Regions from separate parts of the Homo sapiens genome. Here region 1 is linked to region 2. Evidence: read pairs that join two places in POLR2A ChIA-PET (ENCODE). Cell type or tissue: B cell. All regions are shown on one strand. Each heading gives the region's core, and the rest is flanking DNA. Links, peaks and the distances in the headings are about the cores only.

Evidence for each region. Peaks named below come from ENCODE experiments on the same cell type or tissue, not always from the same donor. Only the 100,000 strongest peaks of a DNase experiment are listed, where the experiment ranks them.
Region 1: POLR2A ChIA-PET joins it to region 2 with 7 read pairs; 1 of 35 experiments calls an interaction of 5 or more read pairs at or near these places.

What each region holds. Positions count from the first base shown.
Region 1 is chr14:74,048,367-74,054,500 of GRCh38, reverse strand. BBOF1 (basal body orientation factor 1) reads right to left here. Exons shown (of 12, transcript NM_025057.3): 8 at 4,306-4,799. Among named protein-coding and RNA genes, the nearest start is that of BBOF1, 32 kb to the right of the region's middle. In B cell, for the core only: no CTCF peak of the experiment used is centred there; no DNase peak of the experiment used is centred there; H3K27ac peaks cover 412 bases.
Region 2 is chr14:75,136,057-75,142,190 of GRCh38, reverse strand. All of the region lies in intron 3 of TMED10 (transmembrane p24 trafficking protein 10), which reads left to right. Among named protein-coding and RNA genes, the nearest start is that of NEK9, 12 kb to the right of the region's middle. In B cell, for the core only: no CTCF peak of the experiment used is centred there; a DNase peak (open chromatin) is centred at 3,530; H3K4me3 peaks cover 890 bases; H3K27ac peaks cover 2,310 bases.

The DNA.
Region 1 (6,134 bases), core at 1,035-5,034, 1.1 Mb after region 2:
AGGCTGAGGCAGGAGAATCACTTGAACCTGGGAGGTGGAGGTTGCAGTGAGCTGAGATCGTGCCACTGCACTCCAGCCTTGGCAACAGAGCGAGACTCCGACTCAAAAAAAAAAACAACAAAAAAAACTGTAATGTAACATTATTTATTTAGAGACACAGACAAAGGGAACAAGAAAAAAAAAGTTGTTTAGGCCAGGTGCGGTGGCTCACACCCGTAATCCCAGTAATTTGGGAGGCCAAGGTGGGTGGTTCATGAGGTCAGGAGATCAAGACCATCCTGGCTAACATGGTGAAACGCTGTCTCTACTAAAAATACGAAAATTAGGCTGCGCGCAGTGGTTCACACCTGTAATACTAGCACTTTGGGAGGACGAGGCGGGCGGATCACGAGGTCAGGAGATCAAGACTACCCTGGCTAACATGGTGAAACTCTGTCTCTACTAAAAAATACAAAAAAATTAGCCGGGCATGGTGGCAGGAGCCTGTAGTCCCAGCTATTTGGGAGGCTGAGGCAGGAGAATGGCTTGAACCCTGGAGGCAGATCTTGCAGTGAGCCGAGATTGTGCCACTGCACTCCAGCCTGGGTGACAGAGCGAAGACTCTGTCTCAAAAAAAAGAAAATCAGCCAGACGTGGTGGCATGCACCTGTAGTCCCAGCTCCTCGGGAGGCTGAGGCAGGAGAATCGCTTAAACCCGGGAGGTGGAGGTTGCAGTGAGCCAAGATGGCATCATTGCACTCCAGCCTGGGCGACAGAGTGAGACTCTCTCAAAAAAAAAAAAAAGTTTAGGTTTTGGCCAGGTGCGGTGGCTCACACCTGTAATCCTGGAGCTTTGGGAGGCCAAGGTGGGAGAATACCTTGAGGGCAAGAGTTCAAGACCAGCCTGGGAAATGTAGTGAAACCCTTTTCTCTATAAAAATAATTTTAAAATTAGCCTGGCATGGTGGCACATGCCTGTAGTCCTAGCTACTTGGGGGGCTGAGGTGGGAGGATCGCTTGGGCCCAGTCAAGGCTGCAGTGAGCCATGATGGTGCCACTGCACTCCAACCTGGGCAATAGAGTGAGACCGTCTCAAAAAAATAAAAAAGTCGGCCGGGTGCAGTGGCTCACACCTGTAATCCCAGCACTTTGGGAGGCCGAGGCAGGCAGATCACAAGGTCAGGAGAGCGAGACCTTCTTGGCTGACATGGTGAAACCCCGTCTCTACTAAAAATACAAAAATTAGCCGGGCATGGTGGCACGCACCTGTAATCCCAGCTACTTGGGAGGCTGAGGCAGGAGAATCGCTTGAACCCGGAAGTCAGAGGATGCAGTGAGCCAAGATCGCCACTGCACTCCAGCCTGGCGACAGAGTGAGATTCCATCTCAAAAAAATAAATTAATTAATTAAATTAAAAAGTCTAGGTTTTGTCTTATGATTACCATATACTTCATTTTTTAAAAAATTTATTTTATTTATTATTATTTTTTGAGACTAGGTCTCACTGTGTTGCCAGGCTGGAGTGCAGTGGCATCATCATGGCTCACTGCAGCCATGGCTCACTGCAGCCATGGCTCACTGCAGCCTCGAACTCCTGGGCTCAAGCAATCCTCCCACCTCAGCCTCCCGAGTAGATGGGACTACAGATGCACACCATCATGCCAGGCTACTTTTTGTTTTGTTTTTTGTAGAGGTGGGGTCTCACTGTGTTGCCCAGGCTGGTCTTTAACTACTGGACTCAAATGATCCTCTTGCCTCAGCCTCCCAAAGTGCTGGAATTACAGGCATGAGCCACCACACCCAGCCGATTACCATATACTTCAACTGTCCTTTTCCAATCTACCATTTAAATAGATGATGTAATTTTTTTTTTTTTGAGATGGAGTCTTGCTCTGTTGCCCAGGCTGGAGTGCAGTGGCACAATCTTGGCTCACTGCAACCTCTGCCACCCAGGTTCAAGTGATTCTCCTGCCTCAGCCTCCTGAGTAGCTGGGATTACAGGTGTGTGCCATCATGCCTGGCTAATTTTTGTATTTTTAGTAGAGACGGGGTTTCAGCAACTTGGCCAGGCTGGTCTTGAACTCCTGACCTCTTGATCCACCTGTCTCAACCTCCCAAAGTGCTGGGATTACAGGCGTGAGCCACTGCGCCCAGCCCGATGATGTAATATGTTAACCACCATTTCTGCCCTGCTGATAGAGGCAATAGGACACTAAGGCTAAAGTGTTAAGGTGGTCAGTAGCAAAAATGTCACATAGAACACAGAATAGGAAGAGTCCAGTTACTGCAGTAACAATGTAGACAATCATTTAACTTCCTCTGAAAATGTATAACACTTACTATTTCGTAAACAAAAGGATATAAAGAAAACTGCCTTATATATGGTAGGGACTCAACTTATTTGATGTATTAAATAAAAAAGAGAAATTACAGCAAATCTCTTGGTAACAGTAGTAGTATTACAGATTTCTGAATATGACAAGAAGTAAATTATAGTTTAGGCATTTTGAAGAAGAATCTTATCTATCAGAGACTACTGAGCATGTCCAACCTTCTCAACAGCCATATAATTCAAAACAACCTATAAAATTAGTCCTTTAAAAATAATTTAAAGCAAAAAACACATTTGGAAGATGTTAGGCTGGGCATGGTGGCTCGTGCCTGTAATCCCAGCGCTTTGTGAGGCTGAGGCAGGAGGATCACTTGAGCCCAGGAGTTCCAGGCTGCAGTCCTTTTAAGTTTCTTGAGTTAGGGCCTTTGAAGAATCTAATTGCATTGGAATATAAAATAATTTTCTTTCAGAATAACCCTCAAAATGGACTATAATTTAATCCATGGTTTATAGGGAGGAGACTGCTCTAAGAAACAAAAATGCTAATAGGAAACAAAGTTAATCATTATGTAATATATAGTCTGCAACTGTCTCAAACATTCTGTTACCTTTATCATAGTGGCAGCAGATCTCTAAAATTTTGGAAAATTTTGGGGGACTTTTGGTTAATACAATGCTGGGGGCACTACTGATTGTCCTCCAATCCATGGGACAGTTCTCTATAACAAAGAATTGTTACAAATAATTGTTTTGGTTTTTTGTTTGTTTGTTTTTTTGAAACAGGGTCTCACTCTGTTGCCCAGGCTGGAGTGCAGTGATGCAATCTTGGCTCACTGCAACCTCTGCCTCCTGGGTTCAAGCGATTCTTGTGCCTACTGAGTAGCTGGGACTACAGACCCCCGCCACCACGCCCAGCTAATTTTTGTTTTTTGTTTTGTTTTTTTGAGACAGTGTTTTGCTCTTGTCACCCAGGCTGGAGTGCAATGGCGTGATCTTGGCTCATTGAAACCTCCATCTCCTGGATTCAAATGATTCTCCTGCCTCAGCCTCCCAAGTAGCTAGGATTACAGGAATGTGCCACCATGCCCAGCTAATTTTTGTATTTTTAGTAGAGACAGGGTTTCACCATGTTGGTCAGGCTGGTCTCGAACTCCTGACCTCAGGCGATCCACCCTCCTCGGCCTCCCAAAGTGCTGGGATTACAGGTATGAGCCACCACACCCAGCCTAATTTTTGTATTTTTAGTGGGACAGGGTTTCACCATGTTGGCCAGGCTGGTCTTGAACTCCTGGCCTTAAGTGATCCATCCGACTTGGCCTCCCAAAGTGCTGGGATTACAGGTGTAAGCCACCATGCCTGGCCTACAAATAATTGTTATATTGATTTTTTTTTAATTATATGGTTGGATAGATATTATCACCTATGAATTTCATCTCAGGATAGTAAACGGTACAAAATATTTCTGAAAGTATGCGTATCAAAAATGTTTAACCTGGATTGGTGCAGTGGCTCACGCCTGTAATTCCACCACTTTGAGAGGCTGAGGCAGGAGGATCACTTGAGGCCAGGAGTTCAAGACCAGCCTGGGCAACGTAGTGAGACCCTGCCTTTAAAAAAACAAAAAAGTTTAACCTGAATCTAATCAGGCTTTTATAACAAATGTCCAATTTATGGGAAACAAAGGAACAAGTGAAAAGATACATAATGACCTTATATATCTTATATAAAAAACAACCTATGGGAAAAATAGTCTCCTTAACAAGACTTCTATCATGAGACAGAGGGGAATATACTAAGAATACGTCCAAAGCCCCACATGCTATGCTAAGCCTAGAGATTACAAAGATGAATAAGTCAGTTCCTGTCCTCAAGTAACCTACTGAGAAATCTATTCAATACTTGAATATTATAAAACTAAACTTTTCAGACTTCCTCTTTCTGTAAAGGACACAAAAATAGCAGCAAAAAGATAATAATAAAGTATTGCTAGTACCATTTTTCGGCCTCCAGAAGATCCTGATTCACACTATTGGTGCTGTGCTCTCTGCCATCAAATGTTCTGATTTTGGGATATTCTGTTCTTCCTGTACATGCTGCTCTCATTTTTAAATTGAAAGCAGCTTGTGCTATCTGCTTATAATGCTTCCTGCTAATTAGGATCTGTTGCTTCACTTGGTGCAGAGCATCTAAAAAGAATCTTTCCACTTCTGTTCTCTCATCCAGTATGTTCTTGGCCAGCTTCTTCACACGATTCATTTCCCTGTCCTTCATCTGAAGAAGGTGCTGCAGCTTGTCAATTTCTACCTGACCTGCTTGGTTCTCTATCATTGCGTGTTGCTGCAGTTTTAAAACTTCACTCTCAAACTCTTTGGTCATGTAACTCAGAGCAGTCTCCAAGTTTACTACCTTCTTCTGAAGGGTTTGGATTTGTGATCTCTGCTGGACAAGTTGCATAATCTTTTCCTTAACCAACAGATCATTGATCTCCTAAAAACAGAAAGATGAGAGGTGATTTTTTTTTTCTTTTGAGATGGAATCTTGCTCTGTCGCCCAGGCTGGAGGGCAGTGGCACAATCTCAGCTCACTGCAACCTCCATCTCCTGGGTTCAAGCAATTCTCCTACCTCAGGCTCCTGAGTAGCTGGGATTACAGGTGCCCATCACCACGCCCAGCTAATTTTTGCAATTTTAGTAGAGACAGGGTTTCACCATGTTTGCCAGGCTGGTCTCGAATTCCTGACCTCAGGTGATCTGCCTGCCTCAGCCAGCATAACAGGCGTGAGCCACTGCGCCCGGCTGATTTTTTTTTTAATCATTCCAGAACTTAGGAAGTTCCTTACTAATTTCCATTACTTCATGAGATTTAAGTTTTATGCCAAGCTGAGGTGATATTTTGGTATTCTATATAGAGAGTAACAAACATCCTAGGGTCCTTGTCTGGACTTGGGAAGGCAATCTACTAATTATGAATTGTGCTAATTAAGAAACTTTCTTGCAGCCATGAAAAAGAATGAAGGGCTGAGCATGGTGGCTCATGCCTGTAATCCTGGAGCTTTGGGAGGCCAAGGTGGGTGGATCACCTGAGGTCAGGAGTTCGAGATCAGCCTGGCCAACATAGCAAAACCCTGTCTCTACTAAAAAATGCAAAAATTAGCTGGCCGTGGTGGTGCATGCCTGTAGTCCCAGCTACTCAGGAGGCTGGGTCAGGAGAATCACTTGAACCCAGGAGGTAAAGGTTGCAGTGAGCCAAGATCATGCCACTGCATTCTAGCCTGGGTGAGAGTGAGACTCCGTCTTTCTCTCTCTCTCTATAACTATATAGTAAAACATTAATAACTATATTGGAAACTATGGCATCTCCTTGTTGCCTATCCCAATATCTATTTTCCCTTTCCCTTTCCTCCATAGTAATAAAACCCCAACTTCATTCAGAAAGGCAGTTAAGTCCAGCTGAAAATTCCCAGTCTCCCTTGAAGTTCAGCATAACCATTTTCTAGTCAATGATATGTAAATAGAAATGTGTGTAGGACTTCCAGAAAGACCTCTTAAACGAGAGGCACACTTTTTTCTTTTTTTCTTCCTTCCTGCTATTTAAAGGAATGGTTAGAGCTCCAGCAGCGCCCCCCAGGCTGTGAGGTGAGTTTGAGGATGTAAGCCAAGTGTTGCAGAGCAAAGTTAAGGAAGCTGAGTGTCTATTAACTTTGTGGCACTACCATTCCTGCTGTGGATTGCTTACCTCCAGGCCTCCTTTAGGTGAAAGAATAAACCCTTGTGTGGTGATGCCACTGATGTCAGGACTGTTACTCACCGCTAAATGTATTCC
Region 2 (6,134 bases), core at 1,558-5,557:
GAACCTGTGGTGCACATTGTCTTACAGACTTGGCAAAACATACCTCATGCTTCCAGTGATGAAGGAGAGTAGAATAGAATACCAGCCTGCCTTCATGAAACATGTATAATTTGGCATTTTTACAGATACTCTGAACAGTTCAATCAACTGCTTACAAGAGCAGAACAACAGAAAGTGGGAATTTTGATATTGAGGATTTTTTAGCTTTTTGTACTGTGATATAAAGCCTCAATGCTATGTATTGAATGCTTAGTCCAGAGCAAGTAAAGAGCGTCTTCTTGAGAATACTTACCATGATTTGTTTTAAAATTTTACTCTGTTGCCCTGCAAAAATAATAGCAATGGGAAACCCAGGAAGTTTATTAGTCAAACTTTATTAGTCAAGCAAACAGGACAACTTATATAGATCCTTGTGGCCTAATATAGCTTGTTCATTTCACCTTTGATTCAGGAAAAACTTAGTATACTCATCTGGTTTTCTTTATTAAATTTCTAGTACTTACAGAATAAACTCACATAGACTTGGATTCTAATGCCAACTGCACCAAGCTGTGATACTTTGGGCAAATTATTTAATACCTCAGAGCCTTAGTTTCCTCATCTGCAAAACTTAAGGATAAAAATATTCACCTTATAGGGTTACGAGGATTAAATGAGATTACAAAATATACTACATTGTGAGCATATATGAATGGCTCTGATTCATTATACTACCTTTTTCATCCCCTTCCCTAATTTAGTCTCAGCCTAACTTTTGAGCCTTTTATTTGCTATTATCCCCTACCCTCCCCAAGCACAAGTGTGTGGCAGTTATGTGTGTACATGCACACATACCCTATAGTCTAGTTTCTAGCACACCAGACTACTTATGTCTAGACTATTCGTAGTTGCTAAACATGCCTGCACTTTACTCCCTCCGTGTTTTGGTTTACAGGTTCCCCTCAGCCTTGAATGCCCTCTCAAAAGTCCTGCCCAACTTGTGAGACCCAGCTCACCCACTTCCTGTTAAGCTTCACTTTGTCCTCCCAACTAGAACTGTTTTTAATGTGTATTTTTTGTTATAGAAGTTACTACATAAAGCCATATATTATGGTTATAACTTACTATATAAGCTGTGAGAGCTTAAGATCATAACTTACCTTGGTACCTTGCACATAATAAGAACTCAGAAAAAAACGTTAAGGCCTTAAAATGTTTAAAAAAAATCAAGAAACTTTTTTATATTTGTTTTAAGCTGGTAATAAAAGTCTATTGTTATATATTCTTGCAATAAAGTTTTTTTTTCTTTATTATTATTACTACTTTGTAATAGAGATGGGGTCTTGCTGTGTTGCCCAGCCTGGTCTCCAGCAATCCACCTGCCTTGGCTTCCCAAAGTGCTGGTATTACTGGCATGAGCCACTGTGCCCTGCCTGCAGTGAAGGTTTTTTGTTTTTTGTTTTAAACCACTGACTACTACTACTACTTCTTCATTTATTTATTTTTTTGAGACAGAGTCCACCCAGCCCAGGCTGGAGTGCAGCGGTGCCATCTCAGCTCACTGCAACCTCTGCCTCCCAGGTTCAAAGGATTCTCGTGCCTCAGCCTCCTGAGTAGCTGGGACTACAGGCATGCGCCACCATGCCCAGCTAATTTTTGTAATTTTAATAAAGACTGGGTTTCACCATGTTGGCCAGGCTGGTCTCAAACTCCTGGTCTCAAGTGATCCATCCGCTTCAGCCTCCCAAAGTGCTGAGATTACAGGCGTGAGCCACCACACCTGGCTAATTTTTTTCTTTTGTAAAAATAAACAGGCCAGGCCCAGTGGCTCACGCCTGTAATCCCAGCACTTTGGGAGGCCGAGGAGGGCGGATCATGAGGTCACAAGTTCGAGACCAGCCTGACCAACATGGTGAAACCCTGTCTCTACTAAAAATACAAAAATTAGCTGGGCGTGGTGGCACGTGCCTGTAATCCCAGCTACTTGGGAGGCTGAGGCAGGAGAATCTGGGTGACAGAGCAAGAGTCCATCTCAAAAAGAATAAACAACAGAAATTTATTTCTCATAGTTCTGGAGTCTAGGAAGTTCAAGATCAGGGTGCCAGTGTGGTCAGGTTCTGGTGAGGGTCCTCTTCTGAATGCATACTGCCTCCTCACTGTGTTCTCACATGGAGGAAGGCGGAATTACTTTCCTTAATAGCATTTAATTGTTAAGTCCGTCAGATTTTGGTGGTTTGAAAAGATCTTTGTTCTTTGATTTCCTCCAAATATTATTTGGATTTCTAGGTTTAGATTCAACATAGAAATATATCCATGATTGTTGTTTTTTACTATTGAGTATCCATGGTGTACTAGGTGTTTGGAATGGCAAGCTAGATTTCAGTACTGTTTTAGTCTCTTGAGATTTCTTTAAGATTTCTAGATTTTAAATTAGTATCATGAGTGAAGGTACTTATTAGGCAAAAATGGCTTCTAGGAAATGAGACCAAAATGAGACCTTCATCCCACTAATGAAGGTCTGAAAATAATTTTCTGGATGAAAGATGGGATTCAATAGATTTTTTTTTTTTTTTTTTGAGTCGGAGTCTCAGTTTGTCTCCCAGGATGGAGTATAGTGGCATGATCTTGGCTCACTGCAGCCTTGACCTCCCAGGCTCAAGTGATCCTCCTGCCTCAGCCTCTCGAAGTATTGGGATAACAGGTGTGAGCCACCACGCTTGGCCTCAGCAGAGATTTTGTTGAGGAAATAAAATCAACTTTGAAGATAGGAATTTGACTGTTTGGTTATGAATAGAGGTGTAGAGTCTGAAGTAGCACCTGTACTAGAAAAGGGGTTGGGAATTGAATGATTAACTAAACAATGTGGAATACTAGCTGTGTGGAATGCTGTGCAGCAGTTAAGAATAAGATGAATTGATAAGCACTGACATTTTTGGAAAGATCTTACTAAATGGAAAAAAGCTATAGAACAATGTGTGTAGTATGCCATTTATAAATAGATTTTAAGTTATATTTTTCTGTGTACATTTACATACAAAAGCATAGTGTCTCAGAAGAAAAGGTGTGGAAAGATAATACATCAAGTTTATAAGCATCTTTACCTCTGGAAAGCAATGTGGGAATTGAGGAACCATGAAGGTAGACTTTTGGTTTATATTCTCTTTGCTTCTGGATAGTTTAAATTTTTAGCCAAAGAATATATTTATGTGTTGGTTGTACAACTAAAAAATAAGTTTTATTACTGGAAAGGGATTGGGAACAGCTTGTGGGGGGCTGTAATCTACAAAAGCCATCTTCAGTACCAGGTTTAATTCCATCATTGTTTTTCGGGTTTTAGGTCTCTGGACTATTGTCCTTTAACAACAACAACAACAAAAATAAAAAAAAAAAAAAAAAAAAGAAGCAAAGGCTGTGGGATTCAGTAGGCTTTAAAGTAATTTTTTTTTTAATATCATTTTCAGCTGGCAGAGGCACAGCCATAGTTTCACTTCCAGTTTCTTTTGCAAGTTTCTATTTAGGGAACTTTAAATAATTTATCTCTAAGAAGTATCATGCCATTTCCTTTATACTGTCTCATTTAGGAAGCTCTGAGTGGGGAAGTATAGAGCAGGAGGGAAGATGTTAGACTAAGGTTCAGCTTGTATAGCTCCTGTATTTTTCTTGAGGAATTTTTTTTTGTTCTGCAGCTCTATATGAGATCAATGAACAGATATATATTCTGGGTTAATGACAAAACCTGGCATTTGGCCATTCACTTAGGAAAGTTAGCTCTGTGCATTAACTATTGGTTAAATCTTACACCCAGAAGCTGTTCTGCAGTTACCAGTCACACCGTTAACTCTAGCCAACATTTTACAAACGCAAGAAAATGTGCTTCTGGTGAGAGAAAACTGTAGGTGTATCATCGCAAGTCTATCACCATATTTTTATGGACCTTAAATATAAACTCAATTTTTACATCCCAATTTTAACAGCAGTTTGTTTTATTTTAAATAACTTTTGTTCATCACACATTTAGTGAAGAATATAATAAGAAAACATAAAATAAATGCCTCCTATTCATCCCTTGTTAACTGCTGTTAACATTTCACAAAGAAAAGGACAAGGACAATGAATTGAACAAAGGAGAGAAAAAAAAGTGGGCCATAGGGAATGTACAGTAAATAGGGAGTAAAGAAGCAGATATATAAACAGAATTATTAAGGCCAGGTGCAGTGGCTCACGCCTGTAATCCCAGCACTTTGGGAGGTCGAGGTGGATGGATCACCTGAGGTTAGGAGTTCAAGACCAGCCTGGCCAACGTGGTGAAATCTCATCTCTACTGAACATATAAAAATTAGCTGGGTGGGGTGGCACACACCTGTAATCCCAGCTACTCAGGAGGCTGAGGTGGGAGGATTTTTTTGAACCTGGGAGGCAGAGGTTGCAGTGAGCCAAGATCATACCACTGTACTCCAGCCTGGGCAACAGAGTGAGACTCCATCCTTAAAAAAAAAAAAAAAAGAAAGAAAGAAACAGAATTTTTTTTTTTTTTTTTGAGATGGAGTCTCGCTCTGTCACCCATCCTGGAGTGCAGTGGCACAATCTCAACTCACTGCAAGCTCCGCCTCCTGGGTTCACGCCATTCTCCTGCCGCAGCCTCCCGAGTAGCTGGGACTACAGGCGCCCGCCACCACGCCCAGCTATTTTTTTTTTTTATTTTTAGTAGAGACGGGGTTTCACCGTGTTAGCCAGGATGGTCTCGATCTCCTGACCTCGTGTTCCACCCACCTCGGCCTCCCAAAGTGCTGGGATTACAGGTGTGAGCCACCACACCCGGCCAGAAACAGAATTATTAAAGAATTCTCTATGTGGAAACTTTAAGAGCAACTGGTATGTAAAAGTTTTAAGATCTGGAAAGCTGGCCGGGCATGGTGGATCACGCCTGTAATCTCAGCACTTTGGGAGGCCGAGGCAGGTGGATCACGAGGTCAAGAGATCGAGACCATCCTGACCAACATGGTGAAACCCCATCTCGACTAAAAATACAAAAAATTAGCTGGGTGTGGTGGCGCACGCCTGTAGTCCCAGCTACTTAGGAGGCTGAGGCAGGAGAATCACTTGAACCCAGGAGGCAGAGGTTGCAGTGAGCCAAAACCACACCACTGCACTCTAGCCTGGCAAGAGTGAGACTCCATCTCCAAAAAAAAAAAAAAAGATCTGGAAAGCTCTGGTGGTGTATCTCATTTTAAAGCAAAGCATAATCTAAGACTGATAAGAAAAAAACAATAATGACATCTTTGCTGGTGTGACAGATGCCTCTAGTTATTAGATACTCTTAAGAGTTTTCTTAGGGGTCTAACTTGAGAGCAGAAGACAGTTAATTTCTTTCTCACATCCTTCATTCCTCAGCATACAGGGAATTCCTTGAAGATTTCTTTTGATAACTGGCTGTGTCATTCTAAAAGAAAAAAATACATAAAAAATTCAGTGCAGTTTTCTCACATCTGAGCTCTGATATTAAACCTTAAAGTTGTTGTAGGATTTATATGAACCAGAATTCTCTAATTGTGTATTTTGAATTATTACTTTAATGCTATAACAACACATGCTCACATTCCTATGTACTGTCAAAGGTTTAATGAATTTAGTGGTTTTTCTTCTAAAACCAGGTTTGACTTAATATGACTCCCACATTTATTGTATTAACAATAGTTTACTTCTTAGACATGAGTGGAAGTGCAAAGTAAAGTGCTTTACTAAAGTCAAAAATCAGCTGGGCATGGTGGCTCACACTTGTAGTCCCAACACTTTGGGAGGCCAAGGCGGACAGATTGCTTGAGCTTAGGAGTTCGAGACCAGCCTGGGCAACATGGCAAAACCCCATCTCTAGAAAAAGTATAAAAATTAGCTGGGTGTGGCAGTGCATGACTGTGGTCCCAGCTACTTGGGATGCTGAGGCAAGAGGATTGCCTGAGCCCAGGAGGTCGAGCCTGCAGTGAGCCAAGACTGTGCCACTGCACTCCAGCCTGGGCAACAGAGTAAAACCCTGTCTCAAAAAAAAAGTAAAAAATCTTGAGACAATAGTATATCTTACTTTATAGCCTACGGTTATTATATTACTTCTAAGATTTTAGTCAAAATTAAAGTATCAAAAAAGGTCTGAAATGGAAAGA